Regions from separate parts of the Homo sapiens genome. Here region 1 is linked to region 2. Evidence: read pairs that join two places in POLR2A ChIA-PET (ENCODE). Cell type or tissue: Caco-2. All regions are shown on one strand. Each heading gives the region's core, and the rest is flanking DNA. Links, peaks and the distances in the headings are about the cores only. Region 1 overlaps CSNK1G1 (casein kinase 1 gamma 1). Region 2 has its middle 25 kb from the start of OAZ2.

The links. Peaks named below come from ENCODE experiments on the same cell type or tissue, not always from the same donor. Only the 100,000 strongest peaks of a DNase experiment are listed, where the experiment ranks them.
Region 1: POLR2A ChIA-PET joins it to region 2 with 22 read pairs; 5 of 35 experiments call an interaction of 5 or more read pairs at or near these places.

Annotation. Positions count from the first base shown.
Region 1 is chr15:64,214,612-64,219,986 of GRCh38, forward strand. It overlaps CSNK1G1 (casein kinase 1 gamma 1), which reads right to left. Exons shown (of 12, transcript NM_022048.5): 5 at 1,951-2,102. Among named protein-coding and RNA genes, the nearest start is that of PPIB, 54 kb to the left of the region's middle. In Caco-2, for the core only: no CTCF peak of the experiment used is centred there; a DNase peak (open chromatin) is centred at 2,580.
Region 2 is chr15:64,725,499-64,730,873 of GRCh38, forward strand. No RefSeq gene overlaps it. Among named protein-coding and RNA genes, the nearest start is that of OAZ2, 25 kb to the left of the region's middle. In Caco-2, for the core only: a CTCF peak has its summit at 2,883 (motif pointing left); a DNase peak (open chromatin) is centred at 2,883.

The sequences.
Region 1 (5,375 bases), core at 95-5,094, 510 kb before region 2:
GGCCTGACATCACATAGCTAATTAGCAGCAGAGACAGGGAAACAGTTCATTATTATTATTATTATTTTTGAGACGGAGTCTTGCTCTGTCACCCAGGGTGGAGTGCAGCCTCAGCCTCCTGGGTTCTAGCAATTCTCGTGCCTCAGCCTCCCGGGTAGCTGGGATTACATGCACATGCCACCATGCCTGGCTAATTTTTGTATTTTTAGTAGAGACAGGGTTTCACCATGTTGGCCACACTGGTCTCAAACTCCTGACCTTGGGTGATCCGTCCTCCTCGGCCTCCCAAAATGCTAGGATTACAGGCATGAGCCACCATGCCTGGCCGAAACAGTTCATCGTTGTTGTTTTAAATTTATTTTCAGATTATTTTTGTAGAGATGGGGTCTATGTTGCCTACGCTGGTCTCAAACTCCTGGCCTCAAGTGACCCTCCCACCTCAGCCTCACAAAGTGCTGGGATTATAGACACGAGCCACCATGCCTGGCCAGGGCTATAGTTTTTATGTTAAGTTAAATATAACCAAAAATAATAATCATAAAAGCATTTCAAATTTTATTAAGTATTTCTATCTACTAAGCTTTTCTACTAACTTTTTTTTTTTTTTTTTTTTTTTTTTGAGATGGAGTCTTGCTCTGTCGCCCAGGCTGGAGTGCAGTGGCACGATCTCGGCTCACTGCAAGCTCCACCTCCTGGGTTCACGCCATTCTCCTGCCTCAGCCTCCTGAGTAGCTGGGACTAAAGGCGCTCGCCACCACGCCCAGCTAATTTTTTGTATTTTTAGTAGAGATGGGGTTTCACTGCGTTAGCCAGGATGGTCTCGATCTCCTGACCTCATGATCCGCCCACCTTGGCCTCCCAAAGTGCTGGGATTACAGGCGTGAGCCACCATTCCCAGCCCTTTTCTACTAACTTTTAGTAGAGAAAGAGAAGCTCAGATATTTGAATTTGGGGCTCAAAAGTCAAAGTCAATTATCTAACATTTCCAAATTTTTATAGGACAGTGGGAGAGACCATTACCATTTTAAACAAATGAAGATATATTTGCATCCTTCCCCAAAGGGCTTGTGACAAACTTCTCAAAGGAACTGTTGGAACTGCTTCTTAAACTGGTATTTGTGTATAATTTGGTAGGAGCTACAAGAGCTGCCTCTTCAGCTGAAATTTGTCTCTGAGAGAACTGGAGGCCTGAGAACTACAGCAAATTCCTAGTCACACAATTTTGAATCTGAGTGTTAGTGCAATGGGTTATAACATCAATCTTTTCTTGGTTGCAACAGTGAAGGGAGAGATAGGACATGACAAAACCTTACAGCTATATTTAAAACACATAAATAGGCTGGGTGCAGTGGTTCATGCCTGTAATCCTAGCACATTGGGAGGCCGAGGTGGGAGGACTGCTTGAGACCAGTTTAGACAAGCCTGGGCAACATAGTGGGAGTCTGTCTCCAAAACACTTTTTTTTTTTTAAATGAGCTGGCATGGCACCTGCAGTCCTAGCTGCTGGAGAGGCTGAGGCAGGAGAATCACTTGAGCCTAGGAGTTTGAGGTTGCACTGAGCTATGATCATGCTACTGTACTCTAGCCTGGGTGACAGAGACCCTGTCTCAAAAATGAAAAACAAAACAAAACAAAATCAAATAAATTATTCACATTTTTACAACTCCATCTAATCGACCTCTTTCTCCCTAATCTAAATTATATACTTCCTCTTCAGTTAAGGGCAGAGCATTGCTCCAAGGTGCAAAGTCTTAAAATAGAGCAAATTGCAGATGTAGTGTGACTTCTCTGAATTTACCCTTTTTGCCCCAGCCAGCTTCCCAGAATGCCATCAAGCCTGTGAGTACTAATTCTTGATGTGTTGCTACGGCTAGTAAATCACCAAAAGGCCCACAAGGATGTGGCTGAGGAACCAGCTTATTCTCTTCTAGAAGAGCAATTCCAACTTACCAGCTGGATGGCTATCATTAACACCGTCTTCAAAGTAAATGTTCGGTCACAGAGGTCAAACAAGTCCTCCAAGCTAGGGCCAAGGAGCTCCAGCACCATGGCATTATATTTCCCACATGGTCCAAAGTAATACACCTGTGGGAGACCTTCACCTGAAAGCAGAGGGGAAATGGGGGTATACAGTGGGAGACACAAAAGCCAAAATATGAGATAACAGTATTAGCACTGAATAAAATATTTTTAAAAGTACAATTTGTGAGATTTCCATTTTCTTTCATAGTCCCTACTGGAAACTCAAACTGAGCACAACAGCTTCAATGGGAACTAATAATGATGGGAAAGGCTAAGTCATTGCACAATACGTTCAAATGAGTAGTTATTTAATACCACAGTGCCAAAAACATTTCCACTGCTATAAGATAGAGAATGGTCCCTGATCCATTGGATCTTCCCAAAAGGATGCCTGAAAGTGCAGTATCATAAAAGGCTCAAAGGATGGCTCACTGAGCTCAAAGGCCAGGCTAACATAACTTGTTACATTATCTGGTTCATGAGCACTCTCTATGCTTACTGCCATAGCCACATGGGCTATTTGGAACTGTTGCCCTATGGACAACTCAGACTGAAGAGGCAAGGTCACAGAGCGTGCAGCCTGGCCCCAGGCCAGCACAACTGGCCCTCTTTTCACAGGGAGTCTCTATAGTTTTTTGTTTTTTATCAGCTGGAGAAAAGTCAACAGACACTTAGTGTTTGGTTGCTGATAAGTGCTGATGAAAGGAAAAGGGGGAAAAAACACAAGGCTGGGTTTTCCCCAGATTTGAAATTCATAACTATTAAGAAGCCAAAATCCAGACTTTCTCACCTAAGTGGCAAATTGTGAATGAATTTCCTTTATAAAGTGCATTGTAAATATGAGGCATTCACTAAATATATAACTGGTACCATGAGAATAGTAGATATTAAATAGGATTACAGACGCCAGGCGCAGTGGCTCATGCCTGTAAGTCCAGCACTTTGGGAGGCTGAGGTGAGTGGATCACAAGGTCAAGAGTTTGAGACCAGCCTGGCCAACATGGTGAAACTGTCTCTACTGAAAATACAAAAATTAGCTGGGCATGGTGGCACGCACCTATAGTCCCAGCTACTCAGGAGGCTGAGACAGGAGAATCGTTTGAACTCAGGAGGCGGAGGTTGCAGTGAGCTGAGATGGCGCCACTGCACTCCAGCCTGGGTGACAGAGCGAGACTCCATCTCAAAAAAAAAAAAAAAAGATTATAGAACACTTAAAAAATTATCTGGTTTCACAGAGCAGAAACATTCCCATCTTATATATTTATGTATATAGTGGTCTACAGTTGCATATGTTGTAGATTATTGTTTGCTTCTGCCTCTAAGTGTTTTAACTTGAGACAAGGTCTCAGTGTTACCCAGGCTGGAGTGCAGTGGTAAGATCTCGGCTCGCAATCTCTGCCTCCCGGACTAACGCGATCTTCCCAGCTCAGCCTCCCAAGTAGCAGCTGGGACTGTAGGCTCGCTCTACCACACCAGACTAAATTTTTGATTTTTTATAGAGATGGGGTCTCACTATGTTACTCAGGCTGGTCCTGAACAACTCCCAAGCTCAAGCAATCCTCCCTCCTTGGCCTCCCAAAGTGCTGGGAATACAGGCATGAGCTACTGTGTCCAGCCCCATTCCCTTTTTATTTCTATGGGTGGGATATAGACAGATGTACATCTAACACATACTTCTCTCGAGGGTAGGTCTCACATATTTGGAATTAATAACTATTTCATATATTGTATTAGTCTATCTTGATTCATTAAATCCTAAACAACTTTTTTTTTTTTTTAGACAGAGTCTCATTCTGTCACCCAGGCTGGAGTATAGTGGCGCAATCTTGGCCCACTGTAACCTCCGCCTCCTGGGTTCAAGCAATTCTTGCGCCTCAGCCTCCCAAGTAGCTGAGATTACAGGCATGGTGTCCACCAATTTTTTTTTGCATTTTTTGGAGAGACAGGGTTTTGCCATGTTGGCCAGGCTGCTCTCGAACTCCCGACTTCAAGTGATCCATCCACCTCAGCCTCCCAAAATGCTGGGATTACAGGCGAGAGCTACCATGCCCGGCCTAAATCCTAAACAACTTGAACATTTTCTTTAAATATGTTTATTCCTAGCTTGTATCCTCTAACATATGTTACTCCTGCTAGTTCAATAAATATCTGTTCAATTGTTTTTGTTGTTGTCTTGATTCTCCCTATCTCCAAAAGAGAAAAGGATTTAATTTGAAGTGTTTTTTTTTTTTTTTTTTTTTACATGGAGTTTCACTCTGTAGCCCAGGCTGGAGTGCACTGGCGCCATCTCGACTCACTGCAACCTCCGCCTCCCGAGTTCAAGCCATTCTCCTGCCTCAGCCTCCTGAGTAGCTGGGATTACAGGTGCACACCACCACGCCCAGCTAATTTTTGTATTTTTAGTAGAGACAGCGTTCCCCCATGTTGGCCAGGCTGGCCTCAAACTCCTGACCTCAGGTGATCCGCCCGCCTCAGCCTCCCGAAGTGCTGGGATTACAGGCGTGAGCCACCACACCAGGCCCCAAAGAGTCTTTTTTTCCCGGTTGTTTTGAAGAAGTCATTTTTCAGCTTTTTAAAAATATATAAAACCCAACTAGTTGTTTCCAATGACTCCTGCTGAGACATCCAAAGCAGAACACTCTGTCCTAGAGATTTACTGCTTTTATTAATCAGACACATGGTAAATGCAGTTTGGGGATCTTTTAAATTTATGTCCTATATAAGGATTTAATGCCACTAAAATGTTATTTTCCTAATATAAATATTATATTCTTCAAAGCAGGTTGTGGCAGCGCCTGTTGTTTGCATGCCCAATATCCATTCTCCCTCTCCTTTTTTCTTTTGAGACAGTGTCTCACTGTGTCACCCAGGCTGGAGGGCAGTGGTATGACCATGGCTCACTGCAGCCTCGACCTCCTGGGACCAAGCAATCCTCCTGCCTCAGCCTCCCAAACAGCTGGGAGCACAGGCACATGACACCACATCGGGCTAGTTTCTTAAATTTTTTCCAGAGATGAGCTCCCACTATGTTGTCCAGGCTGGTCTTGAATTTCTGGGCTCAACTGATCCTCCTGCTTTGACCTCCCAAGTGCTAAGATTACAGGGATGCCTCTCCCCTTCTTTTTTTCTTTTTCTTTTCTTTTCTTTTTTTTTTTTTTTGAGACAGAGTCTCGCTCTGTTGCCAGGCTGGAGTGCAGTGGCACGATCTCAGCTCAATGCAACCTCCACCTCCTGAGTTCAAGTGATTCTCGTGCCTCGGCCTCCCAAGTAGCTGGGATTACAGGCACGTACCACCACACCTAGCTAATTTTTAAATTTTTAGTAGAGATGGGATTTCGCCATGTTGGCCAGGA
Region 2 (5,375 bases), core at 142-5,141:
AGCCTGGGTGACAGAGGGTGACTCTCTCAAAAAAATAAACAAGTAAATAAAAATAAAAATACAAAAATTAGGCAGATGTGATGGCACATGCCTGTAATCCCATCTATTCAGGCAGTTGAGGTGGGAGGATCACTTGAGCCTGAGAGGTCGAGGCTTCAGTGAGCCATGATCTCACCACTGCACTCCAGTCTGGGCAACAGGGTGAGAACTTGTCTCAAAAAAAAAACAAAAAAAAGCCTGTAATCCCAGCACTTTGGGAGGCCGAGGTGGGCAGATCACCTGAGGTCAGGAGTTCGAGACCAGCCTGGCCAACATGTCAAAACTCCTCTCTACTAAAAATACAAAAATTAGCCAGGCGTGGTGGCACATGCCTGTAATCACAGCTACTCAGGAGGCTGAGGCAGGAGCATCACTTGAACCCGGGAGGCGGAGGTTGCAGTGAGCTGAGATCGTGCCATTGCACTCCAGCCCAGGTGACAGAGCAAGACTCCATCTCAGAAAAAAAAAGATATAGGATGGGTGAGACATATATGTCCTTTGTAGCATATCCACTAAATTATGCTATAATAACAACCAACATCAAAATCTATGTTGCTTAAGCCAACAAAGGTTCCTCCCCATCTTCCCCAACACTCTAATGTCCATCACAAGTTGGTTGAGGTTCTGATCCATACCATCATCACTCAGAGATCCAGACTCTACCAGCTAAAATGTCATCAGTCACCATGGCAGAGAGAAGGTAAGAAGGAGAATCACATACTGGCTCGTAAATGCTTCTACCCAGAAGAGACACTTTTGCTCATAGTTCACTGTCCAAAGCAAGTCACACGGCCACGCCTAACTTCTAAAAGGTGGGAAAACACTCGGAGGGAAGAGAACAGAAAAAAGAGAGGGGAAGCACTCATGCTTCCTACATATTTCTTTTGTAAAGTAAGAGAAAAGAAATTGTAAAAACGAAGGGAGGACAGGCAATCTCAGTCATAAATAGTTCTTATTAAAGATGACACTGGGCACAGTGGCTCACACCTGTAATCCCAGCACCTTGGGAGGCTGAGGCAGGAGGATCACTTGAGTCCAGGGGTTTGAGACCAGCCTGGGCAACATAGTGAGACCCTGCCTCTGCAAAAAATGAACAAAATTAGCCAGGTGTGGTGGCACGTGCCTATAGTCCCAGCTACTTGGGAGGCTGAGGTGGGAGAAGTGCCTGAGCCGGGAAAGTCAAGGCTGCAGTGAACCAAAATCAAGCCACTGTACTCCAGCCTGGGTGACAGAGTGAGACTCTGTCGAAAAAAAAAAAAGAAAAAAAAAAAGACTTTTTGGAAATTGATTCCCTTAAACATAAGCCCACCTGCCCTTAGAAAATTCTTTTTGTAGCCAGGCACAGTGGCTCACACCTGTAATCCCAACACTTTGGGAGGCCAAGGAGGGAGCATCACTTGAGACCCGGAGTTCAAGACCAGTCTGGTCAACACGGTGACATCCCGTCTCTACTAAAAATACAAAAATTAAGGCTGGGCAAGGTGGCTCATGCCTGTTATCCCAGCACTTTGGGAGGCCGACGGGGGTGGATCACCTGAGGTCAGGAGTTTGAGACCAGCCTGACCAACATGGTGAAACCCTGTCTCTACTAAAAATACAAAAATAGCCGGGCGTGGTGGCACATGTCTGTAATCTCAGCTACTTGGGAGGCCTGAGGCAGCGAATTGCTTGAACCTGGGAGGCAGAGGTTGCAGTGAGCCGAGATTGCACCACTGCACTCCAGCCTGGGCTACAGAGCAAGACTCCATCTCAAAAAGTAAGTAAATAAATAAAAATTTAAAAATTAAACAAATAAAAATAAAAACAGTGAAAATTCTTTTTGTACCTCTTGGGGTGCAAATACTAGTTTGAAGACCACTACTTCCTTTTTGAAGGCTTCCCTGACCCCTACATCCGGGGACCACTCTCTGACGTTCCCACTGTTGCTATTGTACTATCTACTTGAAAGCTGCTGGGAGCTGGTTATCTTTTTAGATGAGTATCATGTTTTCCTAACAGGCTATATAGTCTCTTTGAGGATGGGAACCCTATCTTCAGGTTTTTTGTATCCCCTACACCATCAAACACGGACACTCAGAAAGTATTTGAGTTCAGTTTGATGGCAGACACTTTTCTCCGCGTGCTTCATCTCCTCATGTATGAAGTTGGAACAGCAAGGCCTACCCTTACAATTACACTGAGATGAAGGAAATAAGAGCCTCTTCAGCTCACTCCCACTCACCTAACTGGGATCAGCATCCCAATACTCCACTTCTGAGAAACTGGATGGTCCAGCTTTATGTAACAAGGAGCTATTGAAGGCTCTTGACAAGGTCTGTAGCGAGTGGGTCTGGGGCAGACCAGCCTGATATCAGTGACTGCTGGGTGGTTGGGGGGCATGAGAGACAGTGTGTGTTGGGGAAAAACAGCTAAGGACAGAAAGTACCGACAGAAAGTTGCTCCTATGGGCCAGGCACAGTGGCTCATGCCTGTAATCCAGTACTTTCAAAGGCTGAGGGCAGGAAGATTGCTTGAACCCAGGAGTTTGGGACCAGCCTGGGCAACACAGTGAGACCCCCATCTCTACAAAAATTTTATTTTAATTAGCTGGTGGTGGTGGCTAGTACCATTGCACTCCAGCCTGGGTGTTTTTCTTTTTTAAAGAAAGAAAGTTGCTCCTATGATCCACAAATGAGGTGATGGGCATCCACTGGGAGGTGTGTCTGGGAATGGTGAGCCACACTGCACCCTCAGGGAGCAACCCTAGCTGCCTTCCTGAACCTCCAAACCTGGATGCCAGACTGAGATCACAACCCCTGCCCGTCCACTAGCCCAAACCAATAGTTTTCGGCATTCTACCCTGCCCTCTGGTGGCCTCTGGGAGCATTGCAGATACAGCGTTCTAAGGAAGCCCAGAGCTGGTTCTTCCTCAGGGGAGATGGGATGGATGTGGGTAAGGGCAACATGCTCAGATAGCCCAGCCTTTGGGCCTGGCTCTTTGATGGCTGAAGCAAAAGAAGGAAATGGCCAAGCGCGGTGGCTCCGGCCTGTAATCCCAGCACTTTGGGAGGCCAAGGGGATCACAAGGTCAGGAAATCGAGACCATCCTGGCTAAACACAGTGAAACCCCGTCTCTAGTAAAAATACAAAAAAATTAGCCGGGTGTGGTGGCGGGCGCCTGTAGTCCCAGCTACTCGGGAGGCTGAGGCAGGACAATGGCGTGAACCCGGGAGACGGAGCTTGCAGTGAGCCGAGATCCTGCCACTGCACTGCCACTGCACTCCAGCCCTCCAGCCTGGGCGACAGAGTGAGACTCCGTCTCCAAAAAAAAAAAAAAAAAAAAAAAAAAAGAAGAAGAAAACAAAGGAGGGAGAGGAAGGGGTCATACCTATGGGTTGGGCGTAACTGTGCACTTGGCAGTTTTTTTCCCTATAGTTACTGCACAGAGTGAAAACTAGGAATCTTTGACCTGAAGTTGCAAAGTAATAAGCACATGGGCCATAGTATAGTGCACGAAATGGCTTTATATGGTTTGTTGTCGGCATCCAAAATCAGGACTTTTCACATTAAAATCTGAATGTCCAGTTTCTGTTGAAAAATCAAAACATGAAGCCACATGGAGTCCCCACCTTGCTGAGCAGCAGCTGGCAGGGGTTGAGGGGCAACCACTGCCCCCTTCTCCTGTCACCCAGTCACCCAGCCTGCCTCCCTCAGTCTCCTCACTTCCTGCAGAGTGCGAGTTTCCAACTCTTGACTAAGTCCAGCACTTCATGATGGAGAACAGGGTCAAAAAATATCAGGACAGGGCCCAACGCAGTGGTTCATGCCTGTAATCCCAGCACTTTCGGAAGCCGAGTTGGGCGGATCACCTGAGGTCAGGATTTCGGGACCAGCCTGGCCAACATGGCAAAACCCCGTCTCTACTGAAAATACAAAAATCAGCCGGGCATGGTGGCATGCATCTGTAATCCCAGCTATGTATGTATTATATATGTATATTATATAGATTATAGATAACATTTTATATATATATATATATCAGGACGGGGGTCCACCAGGCATCTAGTGCTTGAATTGCTTCCCGAGTACCACCACTAAGCATCATCAGCGTATACTCGAAGACCTGCAGGGACAGGAAAGTCACTGCCTGCCTGTAATCCCAGCACTGTGGGAGGACGAGGCAGGCAGATCACTTGAGCCCAGGAGTTTGAGACAAGCCTGGGCACCATAGTGAGACCCTGTCTCTACAAAAAATGTTTAAAAATATTAGCCAGGCATGGCCGGGTGTGGTGGCTCAAGCCTGTAATCCCAGCACTTTGGGAGGCCGAGGTGGGCAGATCACCTGAGATCAGGAGTTTGAGACCAGCCTGACCAACATGGAGAAACCCCATCTCTACTAAAAATACAAAAATCAGCCGGGTGTGATGGCAGGCACCTGTGATCCCAGCTACTCGGGAGGCTGAGGCAGGAGAATCACTTGAACCCGAGAGGCGGAGGTTGCATTGAGCCTAGATTGCACCATTGAACTCAAGCCTGAGCAACAAAAGCGAAACTCCGTCTCAAGAAAAAAGAAAAAAAAAAAATTAGCCAGGCATGGTGGTGCACACCTGTAGTCCCAGCTACTTGGGAGACTGAGGCAGGAGGATCACCTGAGTCCAGGATGGAGGCTGCAGTGAGCTGACTGCACTGCTGCACTCCAGCCTGGGTGACAGAGCAAGACCCTGTCTCAAAAAAAAAAAATGAAGTAGCCATTCCCAGTCATGTGTTAGGTATCACCAAAGGCCCTGGACTGTGCTGGTGAGTGACAATGGCATGACCTATGCCCTGAAAGAACGTCCAGTATGTGCAGGCACCAGCAAGGTTTGCAGACGAGACAGTGCCTGGCAGTGCTGACGACGGAGTGACCCCTGAGTAAAGCGCACTGAGAGAGAACAGCCCAAATTTGAGTTTCCAGGGGGGTCTATCCCCTGGATTTTACCCATTCCAATGGGCAAAATCTCCCAGACATGAGAGAAATTAGGAATGTAATTCCTGAAAATATCAATAGTGGGTTCTCAACTTTGTTACTATGACATCCAGGGGTTTCTTTTCTTATTTTTTGAGACAGAGTCTCACTCTGTTGCCCAGGCTGGAGGGCTGGAGTGCAGTGGCGCGATCTCGGCTCACTGCAAGCTCCGCCTCCTGGGTTCATGCCATTCTTCTGCCTCAGCCTCCCGAGTAGCTGGGACTACAGGCGCCCGCCACCACGCCCGGATAATTTTTTGTATTTTTTTTAGTAGAGACGGGGTTTCACCGTGTTAGCCAGGATGATCTCGATCTCCTGACCTCGTGATCCGCCCACCTCAGCCTCCCAGAGT